2 separate regions of the Homo sapiens genome follow, and region 1 is linked to region 2. The links are chromatin loops, found by intact Hi-C in ENCODE. Cell type or tissue: ascending aorta. All regions are shown on one strand. Each heading gives the region's core, and the rest is flanking DNA. Links, peaks and the distances in the headings are about the cores only. Region 1 has its middle 16 kb from the start of CAMK1D. Region 2 overlaps CDC123 (cell division cycle 123).

What was found. Peaks named below come from ENCODE experiments on the same cell type or tissue, not always from the same donor. Only the 100,000 strongest peaks of a DNase experiment are listed, where the experiment ranks them.
Region 1: it touches region 2 in a loop (3-fold over the local background); 2 of 110 quality-filtered maps call a loop at or near these places.

The regions. Positions count from the first base shown.
Region 1 is chr10:12,332,661-12,335,160 of GRCh38, forward strand. No RefSeq gene overlaps it. Among named protein-coding and RNA genes, the nearest start is that of CAMK1D, 16 kb to the right of the region's middle. In ascending aorta, for the core only: no CTCF peak of the experiment used is centred there; DNase peaks (open chromatin) are centred at 475 and 1,131; H3K4me3 peaks cover 453 bases; H3K27ac peaks cover 2,500 bases.
Region 2 is chr10:12,216,597-12,223,429 of GRCh38, forward strand. CDC123 (cell division cycle 123) reads left to right here. Exons shown (of 13, transcript NM_006023.3): 6 at 765-871. Among named protein-coding and RNA genes, the nearest start is that of CDC123, 24 kb to the left of the region's middle. In ascending aorta, for the core only: no CTCF peak of the experiment used is centred there; a DNase peak (open chromatin) is centred at 3,925; H3K27ac peaks cover 1,762 bases.

The DNA of each region.
Region 1 (2,500 bases), core at 1-2,500, 110 kb after region 2:
ATTATTGTAAGTAGACGACTGTCTGTACTACTATTATTTCCATTTTCCAGATATGGAAACTGAGACTGAGAGGAGTTACGCAACCTGCCGCCCTTGAAGCCACAAAATTAGAGCATGGTGGAGGCAAACCAGTGGTGCCTAATTTACCACTTGCTTATTACCACTGAAAGAAGAAATGACTTTCCAGGTGTTTTGGGTGCTAATTCAATTCTTTAAGTGCTTATTTAGGACCTGGCAATGTTTGTCCCCCAGGGTAAGGGGTAGGGTATCTTTAAAGGTGACAATTGGTATCCTTATATACAGGGGAGACTTTATCTCAGCTTTTATATCCATACAATAGAGTTTTATGTCTGGGCATGGTGGCTCATGTCTGTAATCCCAGCACTTTGGGAGGCCGAGGTGGGTGGATCACCTGAGTTCAAGAGTTCGAGACTAGCCTACCCAACATGGCAAAACCCCGTCTGTACTAAAAAAATACAAAAATTAGCTGGGCGGAGTCTGCAGTGAGCCAAGATCGCGTCATTGCACTCCAGCCTGAGGGACAGAGTGAGACTTTATCTCAAAAAAAAAAAAAAAAAAAAAAAAAAAAAACTGAGATAAAATCTCCCCTGTGTGTAAGGATACCAATTGAAATTAGCAACCAAAGCCAAAATTGGTGTATTTTGTTTTTCTGAGTGTACAAAACTTGGGATTAGAGGTTGGAAAATAAAAGATGTGAAACTACCCTTGGCTAGCATCCATCTGCCCCTTCTCTCAACCCTGCGTCATTTGTCACTTGCAGGGAAGGTGGAGAGAAGGACGAGATGGCAGATGGAGGAAGAGAGGACTCAGAAACCCTCGTTTCTTCTGGTTTGCTTCTGACTTGAACTGAAGCTCATGCCTCCTTGAACCTGGGAACAGTTTGATTTCTGGAAGGAGCTGCGTGCAGAAGCTCCTTTAAAACTTTGGGATCAAATTAAAACTTTGGGTTTTAGGTAGGCACAGCCACAAAAAAGTTGAAGCTGGCATGTCTTGTGCAAGGCTACCTATCAAGACAGAAATAGAAGTGGATCTCTGGCCTGGCCGTCTGGGACTGCGATGTCTCATTGTGGGGCCTGCCTGTAACTGAAGGTTCCGCATGAGTCACGGACTTCCCTGGTGCAGGGCAGCAACCCAGGGGCTTGGTAACTGGGTTGAGGGAAAGAGAGAAGTTTTTGTTTATGATCTCATTCCAATCAGAATGTGTCCAGACGCCCAAATATTTGATTTGAGCCTGGTTGCTAAGAGACCTCCCACTGGGACCCAGCTGCCTGCGGGCAGGAAGGCGGTATTGGCATCATTTCAGATTTCTGCCAATTTATTTTGAAACCAGAAAACCTAGAACCTCGGCCTCCTCAAGGCAACCAGGGGGAGAGGAGAGATCTGAGTCAGCCAAACTAGAGAGAGAAAACCCCCGCTAACCTTCTGCCAGGGAGCTGTAGGAAGGTTCGGGATAGAATAGAATGATGACATTGTGCTTGTTTACTTCCTGGGAAATAGGCCGGTAGGGTAATGAAGAAGAAGTTGGAGTTCTGTGCTTAGAAATGCAAGTGTCATCTTGAAGAAACCTCAGGGATTCCAGAACAATGCTGGATTTCCGGGTAATAATTGGGCGTTGTGAAGGCTGCCCTGATTGGATCCACACACCCAGCATCTTGGGTTTTAATTGCCCGGTGACTTAAATGCCTTAGGGAAATGGCATGAGTAACATTGTCATAGGTGAGCGTGTGCGGGGTCGGTGCACATGGGACAGGTGGGGAAACCTGCTTCTGGCTTCTCTCCTTTCTCAGCAGAAGGCAGATAGCTGAAGGGAAAAGGCTTCACATCTGTACTGGTATCAAGGAACACTGGGCTTTCCCATGCTAGTAGCAGCAGAACAGAACCTCTGGATGTGATCTCTGTCCTCAGTGCCACTCTCAGGACCAAGTAGTGATAAATACAGACCTAGACATTTTTCCAAGGTTTTTTTTGTTGTTACCTAGGCTGGAGTGCAGTGGTGTGACCTCGGCTCACTGCAACCTCCAACTCCCGGATTCAAGTGATTCTCGTGCCTCAGCCTCCTGTGCAGCTGGGACTGCAGGCAAGTACCACCGCACCTGGCTAGTTTTTGTATTTTTAGTAGAGACGGGGTTTCACCACGTTGGCCAGGCTGGTCTCGAACTCCTGACCTCAGGGCAGGAGAAATTGGATGTCCCAGCTCAAACAATCAGCCAGGAAGGGGAAAAAGGAGCAAATTCCTCTTTCCTCCAACTGTTTGCTCTATTCAGGCCCTCAGTGGATTGGTCGATGCCCTCCCACAATGGGGAGGGTTTTCTACTTCATCGTTACCCCGTGGTGCCATCAAGTTGACACATAAAATGAAGCATTGCAGTCCTCCTCTCAGTGACATTCTCTGGAGCAGGACAGCACAGCGGGTTTTGCTTTCAGATGGAAACTTATTGCAGGCTCCACTCTTTTCTGATGAGCCTTGTGATCTTGGGCA
Region 2 (6,833 bases), core at 2,362-4,861:
TCCTACTCCCCAGAGGTAGCTGTTTTCAAATATTTTAGTACTTTTCTTCCATGTAGTGTGGATAACTGGATAGTGGTTTGCAACTGTTAGTTTTCTCAAAATTCTGTTATATCCTGTGTCTGATCTGTCTGTGGGAGAGTTGTATTTTTTAAATGACTTAATTATTCTGTAATTTTTAGGCATGTTCCACTGAGCTTTGTGCCTGCTTTGCATTTGCCTTCCCATCTTTTGTTCTTATGTATGAGACATTCACCATTTAAAGTTGTAGTGGTTCAGAATAGCTCACCTCCTTCTCTTTCAGATTTGATAGACGTGGGGTGTAACTGCTCCAGCCGCCAAAGTTCAAGTGTTTGGCTGCCACTCCCCAGAAACGGGAAGAGTGGAAATTGATCTCTCTTTTCTTGGAGAGTAGCTGGTCAGGCTATTTCTTTACTACCTTAATCTTGTAGCCAAAATGTCGATGTTTCTGATACCTCATTTTCTTCTCTTCTATTATCAGTAAGAAAAACACTGGGAAGTACTTAGGCCTGGGCTGAAATGTGAGGACCCTGACATCTCAGTGTTCATAACCAAGTGTCTGAAATGCAGTGGTGACGCTTTTTGTTGTTAAGCATAATTTAACATTTGACAGTACTGCTTAAATTTACTTGACTTTCTTCCTTAAACCCTTGAAGTGATATGCATTATTGATTTTGTTATAGGCCTGAGCATTCATAGCAGCCAACATGGAATATGGACTAAATAGCATGTGCTTCATTCTTTAGGATGCGTATTGGATAGCAATGAATAGTTCTCTGAAATGTAAAACCCTCAGCGACATCTTTCTGCTTTTCAAGAGTTCCGATTTCATCACTCGTGACTTCACTCAGCCGTAAGTATCTCTTATTCTCTCATGTCAATAGTTTCAGTATTTGTGCAAATTTCTCTATAGATGAAATTCCATTACTTATAGTACTATTATAAATCATAGCTCCATATAACAAAGCTATTTCATATTGCCAAAATGACCTGTTAAAGCAAATCTTTCTTTTCCCTTTATAGAAAATGGTGTATAATGAATATCTGAAAATGTTAAGGACTTCCTGCGTCTCTGCCCATTAAACATTTCAGTAATTTTTTTTCTATTATAAAACTGATAAATATTTATCATAGAAAAGCAAAATTAGGGATTACAGCTAAATAAAAACAGGAAATATAAAAGCTCTCATGGCCGGGCGCGGTGGCTCACGCCTGGGATTCCCAGCACTTTGGGAGGCCAAGACAGGTGGATCACCTGAGGTCAGGAGTTCAAGACCAGCCTGGCCAATATAGTGAATCCCCGTCTCTACTAAAAATACAAAAAATTAGCCGGGCGTGGTGGCACGTGCCTATAGTCTCAGCTACTCGGGAGGCTGAGGCAGGAGAATGGCTTGAACCCGGGAGGCGGAGTTTGTAGTGAGCCGAGATTGCGTGCCACTGCACTGTAGCCTGGGCGACAGAGCGAGACTCCATCTCAAAACAAACAAAAACAAAAGCACTCATGATCTTGCCACAATTGGTTATTATATTTCTAGAATTCTATCTATAGATAAATATAATATAAATACATCTATCTCTACCTATATACAGATTTTTTTAATGGGATCCTATAGTTTGTATTTCTTTTTTTTTCTTTTTTTTTTTTTTTTTGAGGCAGGGTCTCACTCTGTCTCCCAGGCTGGAGTGCAGTGGCACGATCTCAGCTCAGTGCAACCTCTGGGTTCAAGCGATTCTCTTGCCTCAGCCTCCCAAGTAGCCGGGACTACAGGCATGCACCACCACACCCGGCTAATTTTTTATATTTTTAGTAGAGGCAGGGTTTCACCATATTGGCCAGGCTGGTCTCGAACTCCTGACCTTGTGATCTGCCTGCCTTGGCCTCCCAACGTGTTAGGCTTACAGGTGTGAGCCACCACGCCAAGCCTGTGGTTTATATTTCTTAGTGGGCTGCTTTTGCACTTACCAGTGTGACATCATTGCGTGTCTAAATTCATTATTTTCCATTCCCTTAGTGCTGCGCCTCTGGAGAGCTGTACCATGACATATTTGACCTACCCTCTGTTCTTCCAGAGCTGCAATGAATATCCTTGAGCTAACTCTTTGTGCACTCCCCTAATTTTCTCCTTAGGATAAGTTTCTAGAAGTGGAATTGCTGTATTTCTTTCCTTTTGCCAGTCACTCTATAGCTAAAGAATTTGACAGTGCAGTCAGCGTTGTAGGTGGACGGAATACCTGCCCTGCTGAGCCGCAGGTGCTCTCTTTATGCTTCTTTTGTTGTCTTCAAATAGCAGCTATTTTTCTAGGTTTTTCTTCCTGTTGCATCTTAAACAGACCAGTTATCTCAGGTAAACTCATCTTTAAACTGGTCTTTAAAGCATATCCCAGAACCTAGAAGCAGGAGCATGAGAGTGAAAATCTTGCATAAGCATGCCACTTCCGCCCTGTCCAGTTGAGTTTGTCCTGCCAGTTCGTTCCATGTCAGACTCAAATCCTTTTTTTGAAGTGGATCGTGGCATGAATAACTTAAGTTCACTACGTGTCGGTCGTGCATCAACTCTGGCGTGTGAGCTCTGCAGCTTGGACATAAGGTTGTAGTATTATATTAATTCAAGAAAGGGAAGTTAAGTAATCAGTGAGTGTGGTTGTGTTACATCGTATTACATGTTTATTGTATAAGGATTTTACTTGTATTGGTATTTCTAGTTTTATAGAAAAAAGTGTGTGTGTGTGGTGTGTGTCTGTGTGTCTGTGTCTGTGTGTGTGTGTTTAATAGAGATGGGGTCTCACTATGTTGCCCAAGCTGGTCTCAAACTCCTGGTCTCAAGTGATCCTTCTGTGCCTGAGCAAGTATTGTTTTGACATTTAATTGTCAACCCTCTGGTTGTGTTGGCACAGGTGTTGGTAGCCTGTTTTAGTAACCAGTAGTATTTTCATTCTAGGAGATACCCTCTGAAAAATAGAACAAAGTTGTGGCTCTTTTTTCCATTGTAAAGCTTTTTGACATCTAATGCTTTAAGAGGTCTTAAAATATGTTACACTGAAAATGCTGTCTACTTGATAATTCAACTGATAATGGTTTTTTTTTTTTTTGACGGAGTCTCACTCTGTCGCCCAGGCTGGAGTGCAGTGGTGCAATCTTGGCTCACTGCAACCTCCGCCTCCTGGGTTGAAGCAGTTCTTCTGCCTCAGCCTCCCAAGTAGCTGGGATTACAGGCGCATGGCTACCACGCCCAGCTAATTTTTTTTTGTATTTTTAGTAAAGACGGTGTTTCACCACGTTAGCCAGGATGGTCTCCATCTCCTCACCTCGTGATCCGCCTGCCTAGGCCTCCCAAAGTGCTGGAATTACAGGCGTGGGCCACCGCACCCGGCCATGCCCAACTAATTTTTGTATTTTTAGTAGAGAAGCGGATTCACCTTGTTGGTCAGGCTGGTCTTGAACTCCTGATCTCGTGATCCGCCCGCCTTGGCTTCCTGAAGTGCTGGGATTACAAGCGTGAGCCACTGTGCCTGGCCCTTATAAGGATTTTTATATGCCTTTAGTGTCAGTTGCAGTGAGTGTGGGAAGACACTTTTGCCTTTCCAGAACTAACTATAAATTGCTTTTAATTCTGAGGCTGATGTTTTTTTTAAATCAGCTTTGCAATTTAATGATCAGCTGCCTCCTCTTAAGCTACGTCTTGCTTTTTATCTTCGTTTAACTGATGTTCCAGTGGATGGTATGAATAATAGTCTGTTGTTTTGCATTTTGTACTTTTTGACTTTTGCATGGCAAGGAAGTTAAATCAGCAAGTGAGTTTGAGGTCTTGGATTTAGAGTGTTTACCCACAAAATGCCATCCTTCTGCTATTATAAATAATTGGGAATTGGCAGGAGCAAATGCCAAGCACTGGGCTTTCAGCCTTTTAGCTGGGCGCTACTAACGTGTCACTTTGTCTAGAAGTAACTGTTGGTAGTTGCTTAGCAATTAATCGGTTGCATAACAGGAAGTGTTGCCATCACATAAAAATTCCTTATTGATAGAACTCAGTAAAGATGAATGTTTGTCACAAAGGCCTTGAAGAGCTCTTAAAAGATTAAATGCTGGGTGTGGTGGCTCATGCCTGTAATCCCAGCACTTTGGGAGGCCGAGGTGGGCGGATCATGAGGTCAGGAGATCCAGATCATCCTGGCTAACACGGTGAAACCCCGTCTCTACTGAAAATACAAAAAATTAGCCGGGCGTGGTGGCGGGCGCCTGCAGTCCTAGCTACTCGGGAGGCTGAGGCAGGAGAATGGCGTGAACCCGGGAGGCGGAGCTTGCAGTGAGCTGAGATCGCGCCACTGCACTTCAGCCTGGGCGACAGAGCGAGACTTTGTCTCAAAAAAAAAAAAAAGTTATAGATTCATTCTTTCCAAAATACTTCCCATTAAAATATTATATAATAGAACATTTAATATAATACAGTTATATATAATATGTATAAATTTATATAACATAAAAATGAGATTATGTTGTTTATACTATTTTGAGGCTTGACTTGACAAAAAAAAAATGTTACAGTCAGAATTGCAAGTTAACAGAAGCCGAAAATAGCTTACACATGGGATTTAAAAAATACATTATTTAACGAGGAGCCTGGAGATTGGGTATTTTTAGGAATGCTCAGTGGCTCACCAAGGTCGCCAGGGCTCTTTCAGGCCCTTTCCTTCCACCATCCTTGACTTAGTGGCTCGGTCTTTGGGTTTCTCACCTAATGGTTAAAAGATTGCTGCTACAGTTCCAAGTATCTGTCATATGAAGACATGACCATATCTCAACCAGAAACAGGAGGGATAGGTTGTTTCCTCTTGTTCTTTTCTGTATGTGAACGAGTAAAGCATTCCTGGAGGCCTCCTGGGAGACTTCCTCTCAGCCCTCATTGGTCACAGTTACCCAGCCTAATCCAGTAGTTGGCAAAGGGAGCAGAATTGCTGTGATTCGTTTAGATCAAGCTTGTCCAAGCTGCAGCAGCCCGTGGGCCATGGCCCGGGATGGCTTTGAATGTGCCACAACACAAATTCATAAACTTTCAAACATCGTAAGATTTTTTTTGAGATTTTTATTTTTTTAATTTGTATTTATTTATTTATTAAAATTTCATTTATTAAATTTATTTTTTAAATAAATTTTATTAAAATTTATTTATTTATTTATTTTTTATTTACTTATTTTTTAGCTCATCAGCTATCATTAGTGTTAGTGTATTTTATATGTGGCCCAAGACAATTCTTCCTCTAATGTTTCCCAGGGAAGCTAAAAGTTTGGACACCCCTGGTTAGACCAAGGTTCTCGACACAAGCATGCGTCAGGGTTATCCAGAGAGTTAGATGAAACACAGGTTCCTGGGCTCCAGGGTTTCTGGTCCAGCAGGCCTGGAGGGGGCCTAAGCAGATCATTTCTAACCTGTTCCCAGGCAATGTGGATCCGCTGGTCCAGGCCCACGCCTTGGTGGCTGCTTAGATGAGTCAGCACATGCATCTCAATGATTAGAGAGGGAACCAGGAAGCACAAATGCTCCCAGCATCTGAACAATCCAGGTTCCATTGGACAGGCTGAAGATGGGAATCCTGGAGGGTAGACAGCTAGTGCTGTCTCCCTGCCTATAATGTACTCTAGAAAATACTGCTTTTTTCTTTCCTGTTCTTCAAATGGTTACTGTAGACAAAAAGCTTTAAAAAGTGGAGGTTGACATATGACATGTGGCCGGGCGCGGTGGCTCACGCCTGTAATCCCAGCACTTTGGGAGGCTGAGGTGGGTGGATCACGAGGTCAGGAGTTCGAGACCAGCCTGGCCAACATGGTGAAACCCTGACTCTACTAAAAATACAAAAAAGAGAGAAAGAAAGAAATATGACACACATAAATTTGCTGACTGTGTTATTTGCCAAGATATAAACATTCTATGTTATTAAACTTGCTGAGTCACAGGCTGCTTTCATTATTTTATTGTCACTTCAGTGGGCTGAGTAGACAAGAAAACATTTTGATACTCAATTGGCATTTAGAAAAAAGGGCTGAGTGAAAAAATAAATTTGTTAATTGTTTCTCTGAGGGGCTCATGATGAAGGAGAAATACATTTGACTGCAGGTCAGGGAATTTGATTTGTCTTAGTAATTTTTTTTTAAAATTTTTTCAAGATAGAGTCTCACTCTGTCACCCAGGCTGAAATGCAATGATGCGATCTTGGCTCACTGCACCCTCTGCCTCCCACAGTCCCAGACCGACATGCTCATCACTGGATATGTTACATTTGTCCTCTTTTTTTTTTTTTTGAGACGGAGTCTCGCTCTGTTGCCCAGGCTGGAGTGCAGTGGCGTGATCGTGGCTCACTGCAAGCTCCGCCTCCCGGGTTCACGCCATTCTCCTGCCTCAGCCTCCCGAGTAGCTGGGACTACAGGCGCCTGCCACCATGCCTGGCTAATTTTTTTTTGTATTTTTAGTAGAGACGGGGTTTCACCGTATTAGCCAGGATGGTCTCAATCTCCTGACCTCATGATCCGCCCACCTTGGTCTCCCGAAGTGCTGGGATTACAGGCTTGAGCCAGTGTGCCTGGCCCATTTGTCATCTTTCAGTGTGCAAAATATTTGGAACAGCACGAGAGAAACGGTGTGTTGATTATAATTATTATTCGTTTATGTATTTTATTTTATTTTTATTTTTTTCTTGAGACAGAGTCTCGCTCTGTCACCCAGGCTGGAGTCCAATGGCATGATCTTGGCTCACTGCAACCGCTGCCTCCCAGGTTCAAGCAGTTGTCCTGCCTCAGCCTCCCAAGTAGCTGGGACTGTAGG